2 separate regions of the Mus musculus genome follow, and region 2 is linked to region 1. Evidence: chromatin loops called from intact Hi-C (ENCODE). Cell type or tissue: heart. All regions are shown on one strand. Each heading gives the region's core, and the rest is flanking DNA. Links, peaks and the distances in the headings are about the cores only.

Region 1 (5,831 bases), core at 475-5,474:
AGATTTGTAAACACCATGGAAACCCTTCCTTTGGGCCAGGTCAAAGTCACCTAAAACTTACAGACATGTAGTTCTCTGTCTCTTGCCCCCATAGCACCTTTTCCAGACCTAGGATGACCCATTTCCTGCTTTTGTCCTTTCAAACCAAGGTTACAACCTGGGGCTCCTCTTTTGATCAAGGGGTAAATCAGAGGCTCAGGGTGGTGCAGGAAACCCTGATAGAGCAAAGGAGTGCTTTCTTCTCTTTTCTTCAGGAAAGGAAGGTCCTCTGTCTGCAGATGGACAGGGCAGGAAGTGGATTCACCCCATAGGTTTGACCTTGTGATAATAGGGAGACAATGTTTCTGCCTTGTCTCTCAGTGCCTACAGTCTTCTAACACTGGCCTCAAATGTCAGGAAAATGTAATACAGTAGGGGATATTGCCCATCTACAATGCCAACACTCAAGAGGCTAAGGCAGGGAAACTATCAAAAGTCTGAGGTCAGAGTAAGCTACATGACAAGACCCTATATCAAAAAAGAAAGGAAGTTGGGTATGGTAGGTAGCCCATGACTTTAATCTCAGTGCTTGAAGAGTCAGAGGCAGGCAAATCAGGAAGACCTCTGTCTAGGGCTACATAACAGAGATCTTGTCTCCAAAAAATTAAAAAGGGAAAAAAAAGGAAAGAAAATACAGTAACACACTCAAATCCCAAGACATTAGGGGGAATGCTTTGTTTTTGTTTTTGCATATAGGTCTCCTAACTTTCTCTCTAGCCCCAAAAGTCCTCTAAAAACTAAGATAAAAGTCATGAAAAAAAAAATCCAACACTCTGAAAGGTTAAACAAGATGATTCAAAGACAGCCTAGCTACATACATGAGCACTTTGAGAGCAGCCTGGGCTACAGAGTGAAAGACCATGTCTAAAAATTAAAACACAATGATAACTGAGAAACCCCAAAACTGTCATGAAAGAAAACTAAAGGAAAGAAAACATGTCTAAGTCTTTCCCTTCACAGCAGAGATTTGGATACCATACAGAAATAGAGGAATCTTGAAATTAGTGGCTCCGAAGCTAAATGATAAGTCTCTCACACAGAAATGAAGGAGAGAACTCTCAAGAAGAGAAAAATCCCAGGCAAGTAGGTAGGGAGCACCTATGCTGCAGGATCCCTCAGGAAAATGAGGGATCCACAGTGCCTCTTCTAAGGAAAAGGGTTACCTAGCTAAAGTGGGGACAAAGGACAGGCATAGTGGCTCACTCCTATAATGCTGCTGTCAGTCTTCAGTCTGAGGCAGGAAGATGACCATGAATTTGTAGCTATCCTGGGTGCAGAGTGAGTTCCAGAACTGCCCCCCCCCCCCCCCGTGAGATCCTGCCTTTTAAAAGAAAGAAGGATGTATGCCTTTGATGCCAGCACTGGAAAGGCAGAGGCAGGCGGATCTCTGAGTTCCAGACCAACACGTACAGAGTGAGGACAGCCAGAACTCACAGAGAAACCCTGTCTCAGAAAAAAATTCAAGGAAAATCTTGCTAGAAAAATCTTAATCCAAGGACAGCCTAAGGTATATAATGTAACAAAAACTGAGTCTCAAAACAATTAAAATGTGGAGAGACCAGGCATGACACAGGCCTTTAATTCTAGCTCACAAGGGCCTCTGCAAGCAGATCTCTGAGTTCAAGGCCACCAGGGAGAGTTACACAGTATGACACCCTCCCACTTCCCCCCTCCAAAAAAAAAGAGAGAGAATGTAAGGTTTGCAAGTTAGGAACAGTTTAGAAAAGTGGGGAAACCCTCCAAGGAGCACATCAGATTTGGGAAAACTTGGAAAAAGAAAGAAGTCACTCAAAATAAGGACAGAAAACCAAGGAGAGAATTTCAGAGAGAGGATCTGTCAAAAAAAAAAAAAAAAAAAAAAAAAAAGGAAAAACAGGAGAAACAACCTCCCCAGAAAATTGTGGGAGGAGGTTCCCCGAGAGGCAGGGTGATCTCAGAAACATCCTCCATAGAAGAGGTCCTCAGAAAGATAGTGTCTCCTAAGGGAAGTGGAACCTTCCTGAGGGAGGCAAGAAATCCCAGAAAGGAAGGGGGGCCACTCATCAGACAAAAAGCTACCTATTACAGAAGCAAGGGGGTGCAGCCAAACACCCTGGAAAGGAGGGGTAGCTCCAGAGAATGACTACAGACCCTCAAAGAGGCAGGGTACATCTCGGGGTAAGGGTCTCAGAAATAGGGGATCCCCTCGGGAACGTAGAAGGTCTGAAATAGGGTTCCTCTCAATACGGAAGATGTACCAGAGAGACTCCCCTGAGAGAGTTGAAAGCTCTCTCAAAAAGAGGTTCGCCCTCAAATAGGAGTTCACAGGGGGGAGCAGAGGGAGGATGCAGATAAACAAGGGTCCCTCAGGTTAGATTCCTCAGCAAAGTTGAGTCAGAAAAAGCAGTGCCCCCTCGGAAAGGGGCCACTCTCAGAAACACAAGATCCCCCTTTCTAAGGTACTCGCGGAAATGCAGGGGTTCGCGAGAGAAGGAGCACCCTCAGAGAGGTGAGGTGCTATAAAGAAAGGGCACCTTCAGACACTAATTCCTCTAAAAAGAGGGTGCTCTCAAACAAGGAGTACCCCAGAAAAGGGCACTCTCAGACCCGAGGGGCTCCTCGACACAGAAGGGGTGCTCTCAGAGACAGGGGGCCTTCAGACGCAGGTTCCCTAAAGAGTCCAGTAGGGAAACGCACTAGCCCGGCCAAGCGGAAGCCGGGGGAGCCCGGGGCACCGGAAGCTGGGGACCCCAGCAGCGGCGCCTGCCCCGCACTCACCGAAGTTGCTCGGCTCCGCGCGATCGGCAGCTGGGCCCCAGGCCAACCTCAGGCAGAGCGCTCGGGTCCGGTCTGGTCGCGTCCCACGGCGACGGCTCCCTCGGGTGGCGCCTGAGGCGGCGGTGGCGACAGGACGACGGACGACCGACGGACCGACTGCGCGGGCGGCGCGGGGCGCGCTCAGGCAGCGAGGGTGCGCGTGCGCGCGCCGGGGCGCTGACCCCGGGCGGAAGGAGCTGCCGCGGCGCGCTCAGAGCCGCCGCTCGGTCTCACCGCTCCTTCTCTCACTGAAATTGCCCGCTTCACAGCCCGGCTTCCCCGGTTGCTAGGCAGATTTTGCCTCTCACACTTCCGGGTTGATGCACGTCTCTCCGAGTGGCGGCGCCGCAGGCCAATGAAGTCTGGCCGGGGCACTCAAGATCGGCACCCCACGAGGGGTGTGGCCAGCCTCAGGACAGACAGTTATCAGCAGCCAATGAGCGCGTTGGCCGGCTGGCCCTCCGGATCGCTCCGGTGGCTGGGACGGGCCTAGGGGGCGGGACAGGATGACTGACAGACGAGCATCCAATGGGAGAATGGAGCGGGTTCCAGAGCCAGTCAACTCGCCATCGGGGAGGGATTTAGGTTTGGGGCGGGAATGCCGTGAGGGGTGCGGTCTTGGAGGACACGTCAATTCGTGGCCCGCTTGCTGGGACCTTGGAGGGCGGTTCGACTGGGCTACCGGGCGGCCAACAACTGGCTGAGCTGAGGGTTCCCCGCTGTGCTCAGCAGGGGCGCCCCACCCACAATGCGCCGGAGGCTGTCGGGCCTGGACAGGCGCCTCTGAGTAGTCCTCAAGTGACTGGTGACTTGGCTTGGTTCCCATGGGCGCTGGGGCTCCTAGGTTCTTCTAGTGGAGGCCTGGTCCTGTCCGTGGCCCTGACCGCCGCCACCTTCTGAAGAGCGTCCGGGGATGCGTCCCCGGCCCGTTCGGAGGAGAACCTTCAGGTTCGCATCGCTGGTCCGGTTCTGAGGACGCCTTCGGCGATCTCGATCTTCACCTACTTTTCTGAGAATTGTGGCGGGATTCAGCATCCCTAAATCTCCTGAATGCTACTGGGATGCGTGCAACTCTCTGAATGGAAGCCCCACCTCAACCCTTTAGATCTAGATCACTTGCTTTCACACCTAGAGGAGAGATCTGGAGCTGGAGCAGCCCTAGATTTCCCCTCACCCTTTACTCAAGTTGTAGCCATTTACCTCCAACAACAACTCCTCCTTCTCATTATGTATCTCTGGATGGCCTGAAACTTAGAACTCTCACAGCTATTTGCCCGCCTCTCTCTGCCTTCTGAGCTCTTTCGGCTTTATTTTGTTTGGTTTGGGGGAGGGAGGGGTCCTTTATTATTTAGCATTTATTGTATTTATTGGGTTTGATGTGCATGCCATGACAAGCATGTTTAAGTCAGAGGATAGCTTGAAGGCGTTAGGCCTCCTTTTCTTTCTTTCTTTCTTTCTTTCTTTCTTTCTTTCTTTCTTTCTTTCTTTTTTTTTTTTTTTTTTTTTTTAAGATTTATGCCGGGCATGGTGGCGCACGCTTTTAATCCCAGCACTCCGGAGGCAGAGACAGGAGGATTTCTGAGTTCCAGGCTAGCCTGGTCTACAAAGTGAGTTCCAGAACAGCCAGGGCTATACAGAGAAACCCTGTCTCGAAAAAACAAAAACAAAAAAGATTTATTTATTATTATAATCTAAGTACACTGTAGCTGTCTTCAGACATACAGGAAAAGGGCATCAGATCTCATTACCGATGATTGTGAGCCACCATGTGGTTGCTGGGATTTGAACTCAGGACCTTCAGAAGAGCAGTTGGTGCTCTTAACTGCTGAGCCATCTCTCCAGCCCTAGGCCTCCTTTTCTATGTGGGTCCCAGAGATCAAACTCAGGGTCTCAGGCTTTGTGGCAAGAACCTTTACATTTTGAGCCCATTGTTTTGTTTTTGAGACAGGGTACTAGACATCTATGTAAAGCAGGTTACTCTCAAACTTAAAAGATTTACCCTTCCTTTGCCTTTCAAGTACTGGAACTGAAGGCATGTCCCACCAAGCCTGCAGGATGTGTTTTGATATCTCCTGTATCCCACCCAGACTAGCTTCAGACTTACTACTATGTAGCTGAGGATGACCTTGAATTCTACTATTCCCTGATTAACTCTTGGTTTCTCCATCTCCATAATTTCTCTGCTAGATAGGAACTTTCCAAAACCCTTTCTGCTTCCCAACCACTTCCAGATAAAATCTAATCTGTCATCCCAAATTTAACACATCATTTGGCAAAAGTTAAAGCAAAAAGAGCTTCAACTATCTTCCCCCATTTTAAAAGTATTTATATTATGTGACGGTTGCTTTGCTTGTCTGAACCAAGTACGGTGTCCCCACTGTATGCCAGAAGAAGGCATCAGATTCCCTGGAACTGGAGTCACAGACAATTATGAACTGCTATGTAGGGTCTAGGAATCGAACCTGGACTAGAAAAGCAGCCAAGTGCTCTTAACCTCTGAGCCATCCTTCCAGTTCTGTCCCTTTTTAAGCAGGATCTCATGTAGCCCAGGTGGCCTTAAATGTCCTCCAGTTACAAGTAAGGCCTTGAACTCCTGATCCTCAGGCATAGACATCCCAAGTATGACAGGTATGTGCCATCACACCCAGTTTCTGCAATGCTTGTGCTAATCTTGTAGCTTATTAGTGGAACTTCATCTGGAGCCCCCTCTTATTTTCTTCAGCAGAGTCTCTTGTTGCCCAGACTGGTATCAAAATCCTCTTTCTGACGCCATCTTTCCTATGCCAAAATGGCAGGAGTGCACTACCATGCTTGACCCTTAATTCATTCCAAAGTCCTTGCCTGGTTTATAACCCTGCCCCCAAAGGACCCAGGTTTGTCTAAATAGGTAACCAAATAACCTAGTGAGTCAAAGTCATGAAAAGGCACAGACGAGAAAGACCTTCAGCTCTGAGGGTGCAAATGGTAAGCTGTGGTTGCTGTTACTGAAGACAACA
Region 2 (5,600 bases), core at 487-5,486, 130 kb after region 1:
AAGGGAGGTTAAAGTATTTAAGAACCCTTATTTTATTATTATCATTTTTTTTCTAGACATGGCTTCTCTGTATAGTCCTGGCTGTCATGGAACTCACTCTGTAGACCAGGTTGGCCTCAAACTCAGAAATCTGCCTGTCTCTGCCTCCTAAGTGCTGGGATTAAAGACGTGTGTCACCACTGCCTGGCTTTTAAGAACCCTTATTAAAAGTAACTTTAAAGAAATTTAAGGGGCTGGAGAGATGGCTCAGTGGTTAAGAGCACTGATTGCTCTTCCAGAGGTCCCAAGTTCAATTTCCAGCAACCATCTGTAATGAGATCTGATGCCCTCTTCTGGAGTATCTGAAGACAGCTACAGTGTACTTACATATAATAATAAATAAATCTTTTTTTTTTTTTAACTAAGCCGGGCTAGCGAGATGGCTCAGCAGAGAGCGGGGTTGATTACAGCGAACAGGGTTGACCTGAATGAGCAGGGTGGATTGGAGCAAGCAGAGGTCCTGAAATTCAATTCCCAACAACCACATGAAGGCTCACAGCCATCTGTACAGCTATAGTGTACTCACATACATTAAATAAATAAATAAATAATAAATCTGTACAGCTACAGTGTACTCACATACATTAAATAAATAAATAAATCTTTTTAAAAAATTTAAGCCAACATGAGCATGTGTTTACCATTTTTGTATTTTTTTAGGCCAAGTACCAGCCTAGGCTAGCACACAGCATCCTAAGTACCTGAGGAAGAGCCTGATTTTGTGATTCTCCTGTCTAAACCTCCCGAATGCTAGGACAAGGCATACTTCATCACACCCAGCAGGTTACCATCTTGTTGTTCCTTTTGGAGTTTGCTGAGGAAACTGAGACTAAGGGAGATGGGATGCCCTGCTTGGAGATTCACAGGCCTGCTCTGAGGTCCCAGAGCCAAGCTGACCCTCGGGCGCCTCACCAAACCCATTCCTGAGCTGGTGCCAAGGCTGAAAAGAGAAACTGGCCCAGGGCCCAGACCTGCTGGTGCTGCAGCCTGGGGTGAGGGACCCTTGCCTGGGAATCTGCAAGGCTCAAAGAGCTATTTATAGGCCCACTCTGGGATTTAGAAGGTCCCCATCTCCAGCCTGGAAGTCCCTGTCTGTTACTGGCACCCTGAAGTTAGCTTCAGGAGATGAGGTGAGGGGGCAGCAGAGTGGCTCAGAGGTCACGTGGGTGGATGGAAGCTCCTAGACAACCAGGTCTCAGGGATAGTGCCCCTCTAATTGTACAGGAATATAGCCAAGGTCATAGTGGATAGTCATACACAGTGCCACCAACCACCTGAGGAGGATTGGGAGTTTATGACTATTTTCTTGACTGCATAGTAAATCTGAGGCCATCCTGGGCTACGGAAAATCCTGTCTCATTAAATAAACAAATACATAAATAAATAGAAAAGCCAAGTGTAGTGATGTATGACTTTAATCTCAACACTTGCAAGGCAGACACAGGTGGATCTCTGTGAGTTTGAGACCGGCCACACAGTGATCTCCAGGACAGTCAGGGCTACAGAGAGAGACCTTGTCTTGAAAACAAAAACAAAAACAAACAAAACAAAACAAAACCCCAAAAAGCCCCAAAGAACTAAAAAAAAAAACAAACAAAAAAAAAACAGTCCAGGGTTGGGAATGGGCTAGATAGACCCAGTCCTCCATGTGACACCCTCCTGCTTCAGGGCTTGGAGGGGGACGGGAAGGAGGCGGCTCTCAGGCTCCCTGACTCAGGGATGAATGCACCATGTTGGCTACTTCACTGGGAACTCAGAGCTACTAATTCCCTGGTGAAACAGGAGGCTCTTTCATGCCCAGGCGCCAGTGGGGTGAGGAGGCGGGAAGAGAGTAGGGAGCTGGCAGTGTCCCAGGGGGCCAGGCAGCCTCATGCCAGGGCCAGAAGCAATACAGGAAGGATGGCGGCTGGGATTCTATGCAGTCTCTTCAGGCACCACAGCCACCTTTTTTGTGTTGAGTGCCATAGAGGTAACACAGCCAGCCATTGGCAGGGTAGTGATGAGTCCATGCCTAGAGACAGACTTGTCTATGAGCCCTAGTGTCCCAAGTGTCATTGTTACTGGGCGTCAACCCAAAGGGCCTACTTTTCACAGGCAGGAAGTTGAGCTCAGAGGTCAAAGGTTTGTCTGAGAACACATAGCCAAACGTTTAATGACGCATGGCCTTGGAAAACAGCTAGGCTGAAGCTGGATGGCCTGGCAAGGAAGGCCCTGCATTTCTGGGCTGGCAGGGCATCCCTCCTGATGTGACCCAGTTACCCTGCCAGGCCTGCTTCCTGGGGCGGACTTAGGAGACACCGGTGGGATGCTAAGGAACCCTCTGGCGCTCACAGAAAGAGGAAAGATCAGAGGCCATTCAACCCAGAGGCTGCTCTGTCTTGGGAGTCTTCATTCAGAGAGCAGGCTGGGGTTCCACCCTCTCCCCAAAGCTGCTGCAGACCAGTGGGAAGTGGCTCCCTAGCTCTCATTCAAACCTGTTGTCTGTGTCACCTGATTCTATGTTTTTGCTAATCCCTGGCCTGGAACTCTTTCTCTTCCAGAAAGCCCTTCCTTTAGAAAGTCTCCCTGCTTCTTCAGTCTCTTTGTTCCTGTGACTCATCCCTGAACCCATGATGTTTGGGGTGTCTATGTCTGGTTTTGTTTGCTCCCACTGGGACACACTCCTCTGCATCCTCTGAAATCCACCTTACACCATTCTTTGACCAAGTCTTCCATAACATGTTAGGAAAGCATTCGCTGAGAGACTGATTTATCCTTCGCGCTGGTGATGGGACCCAGTGCCTTGCACTTTCTGGGCAGCCTGCTATTGAGCTCCTTAGCTGAGGAGATGGCTCAGTTGGTAAAGTAGCTGACCCTGATGACTCAAATGCAATCCCCAGGACCCATGCGGTGAAAGGAGAAAGCTAACTCCTACACGTTATGCTCTAACTTCCACATATTAATAAAAGTAATACAAAAAGTAGACTCTGGAAAATGTTTGAGAGCACTTCCTGTTCTCGCAGAGGACCTACAGTCGGTTTCCAGCAGCCTCACTGGAAGTGGTGGTACAGGAGATCCCATGTTCTCTTCTGGATGGACAATTACCAGACATGTATAGTATACAAACACTCAAGCAAAACACTCATTACACATTAAAGTGTTTTTAATTAAAAAATATACTTTAATCCCAATACGGGGCGTGAAGGTGCATGCCTTTAATCCCAGGGCTCAGGAGGCAGAGGCAGGAGGATTTCTGGGAGTCTAGGCGGCCATTACCTGCGAGGCAAATTCCGGGCAGCCAAATCTACACGAGACCCTGTCTCAAAAATATATTAGGCAGATCTGCTACTGTCCATGTTAGCATGAAACGTAAGCCCTGCAGGAGATGGATTTAGGGTCGGAGCAGGACGCAAGGGCTGGGGGTGACTGATGCACCCAGTAGCACGGCCTCTTCAACATTTATTTTGGCCTCTTTGGAAGGCAATGGGGTGCAGGGCTCCCAAGCTGCATCCACGGCGAGCAAGGCCTTCTGCAGGTAGACATGATCACAGGAAGGCCATGGGAACATTTTGTAGCCACTAGGTGTGTAGTTCAACAGAACCAGAAACCTCAGTGTGAGGGCCCTTTAAGAGGCGAAGGGGAGGTGCCATAAACCCCGCCCCGGCCCCGCGAACGGAACAGTGTCTGTGTAGCACTGCGCGTGCGCTATCCGCACGCGGTTCCGGGTTCGTAGATCTGCAGAGCCGCTGGGGCTCGGTTGGTTTAGAAAGCTGCTTTTAGTGTTCCTCCGGTTCCCAGATCGCCCACCTTGTCATATAGAGGTGGCCGGGGGTAGGGAGTGTGGCCGCTAGATCAAGTTGGGAGTGGCAGCGCCGGGCTTCGAACTCGCGTTCCGCGAGTCATCCTAGAACTGTGATGACTCAGTCTTTGGTTTGTCCGGACACTGTGAGCAGGTGAGACTCAGTGTAGATCTGGGCGCGGGGGCGGAAGAACTGGGAGCTGAGTTGTGGAGACGAGGCCCAGATGGCAGCTAGCTGGGGTCCAGAATCAGGAACCTGGAGCAGCCTGGGGGCGGAGCCAGGTGGTAGAGTCCCGTGGTTTAAGTGGTGTGTTGCCTGGTGCATCTGTTCCCTGGCTGGGGGTGCGGTCTGGTAGTTAAGTTCCTGGCTGTTGGTAGCAGAGTTCTTGGGTGTGGGGCCGGCCGGCCTGGTGGGTGGCTCACAGCAAGGATGTCCAAGTGTTGAGGCCCCTAACCTGGTCCTGTCCTGCAGGGTCAGTTCTGTGCTCAATCGCAACAGCCGGCAATTTGGAAAGAAACATCTTTTTGACCAGGATGAAGAGACGTGCTGGAACTCTGACCAGGTGAGGTGCTTCTATACCCCTTCATTCCAAGTGTAGGGGTGTAGAAGATGCAAGGTTACAGGGTGCCTTGAGATCTCTGGGGAGACTAGAAAGCACAGTGTGCTTGTACCCTTCCTGTGCTGGCCGTGGCAGTGACACTTGAAAGATGAACAGACAAAAAACAAACAAACAAAAAAGGCGGGCAGTGGTGGCACACGCCTTTAATCCCAGCACTTGGGAGGCAGAGGCAGGTGGATCTCTGAGTTCGAGGCCAGCCTGGTCTACAAAGTGAGTTCCAGGACAGCCAGAGCTACACAGAGAAACCCTGTCTTGGGGAAAAAAAAAAGAAAGAAAGATGAACAGAACATCATAGGGCCCTAACCTTGCAGTTACCAAGTGCCTCAGTTTATCCCTCTGCTTCCAGGGCCCCTCCCAGTGGGTGTCACTCGAGTTTCCCCAGTGTGTTCAGATCACACAGCTGCAGGTGCAGTTCCAGGGTGGCTTCTCCAGTCGCCACAGCTGCCTGGAAGGTACAAGAAAGCTGAGAGGTGGGGTGTCCACAGGGTTCCCTGGATTCTTAGCCCATTTCTCCATTGCAGGTTCACGGGGTGGGGAGGCACTCAGCAAGATTGTAGATTTCTACCCTGAGGACACCAATGCCCTTCAGATATCCTGCCTGTCTTGTGGTGGGAGGGATCTGGTTTTCTACAAGCTTCAGGTCTTTGGGTGTGGTGGTAATGGCACTGGGGAGGCTGGGGCAGGAGGATCCAGAATGCCAGGCCAGCTTGGACCAGACCCTGTCTCAAAAGAATCAAAGCTTTGACCTCCTCCGCAGGAGTAGGAACTGCTTCTCTGTGCTTTAGTGCCCTGGAGGGGCAGCAGGAAGATCAGGAGTTCAAGGTCAGCCTCAACTACAGTTTGAGGCCAGCCTGGGTTACCTGAGACCCCCATATTTAAAAGAAAAAGAAAAAAAGGTGCTATTGATTTCTTGCTGGGTATGAGAATCAAGAGCCTTTAGTCAGTGGCCCATCGGGTGGTCTCTGGACTGGGAAGGTGGGGCCTGATGGGTCAGAGATAAAACCACCATTTCCTTGACTGCAAGAAGTCACACCTTCTCCATCCCCACAATGGAGGTGGACCGACTGAAGTTGACTTTTGAGGACACCACCGACTTTTTTGGCCGTGTAGTCATCTACCACCTGCGGGTGCTGGGTGAGAAGGCAGGGTGAGAAGCGGCTATT

The links. A loop is a pair of places that touch in the nucleus more often than their neighbours do. Peaks named below come from ENCODE experiments on the same cell type or tissue, not always from the same donor. Only the 100,000 strongest peaks of a DNase experiment are listed, where the experiment ranks them.
Region 2: a loop joins it to region 1, with 2.1 times the contacts of the local background. A loop is called at or near these places in 1 of 42 quality-filtered maps.

Annotation. Positions count from the first base shown.
Region 1 is chr8:69,993,147-69,998,977 of GRCm38, forward strand. It overlaps a transcript of Gatad2a not described here. Among named protein-coding and RNA genes, the nearest start is that of Gatad2a, 22 kb to the left of the region's middle. In heart, for the core only: CTCF peaks have their summits at 3,201 and 3,549; a DNase peak (open chromatin) is centred at 3,415; H3K4me3 peaks cover 2,378 bases; H3K27ac peaks cover 2,225 bases.
Region 2 is chr8:70,127,629-70,133,228 of GRCm38, forward strand. It overlaps Rfxank (regulatory factor X-associated ankyrin-containing protein), which reads right to left. Exons shown (of 9, transcript NM_011266.2): 9 at 3,178-5,600. It overlaps Nr2c2ap (nuclear receptor 2C2-associated protein), which reads left to right and starts at 3,699. Exons shown (of 5, transcript NM_001025586.2): 1 at 3,699-3,971; 2 at 4,290-4,380; 3 at 4,784-4,889; 4 at 4,959-5,026; 5 at 5,469-5,600. The coding sequence starts at 3,934. The coding sequence ends at 5,588. In heart, for the core only: a CTCF peak has its summit at 3,566; DNase peaks (open chromatin) are centred at 993, 2,053 and 3,623; H3K4me3 peaks cover 1,280 bases; H3K27ac peaks cover 1,092 bases.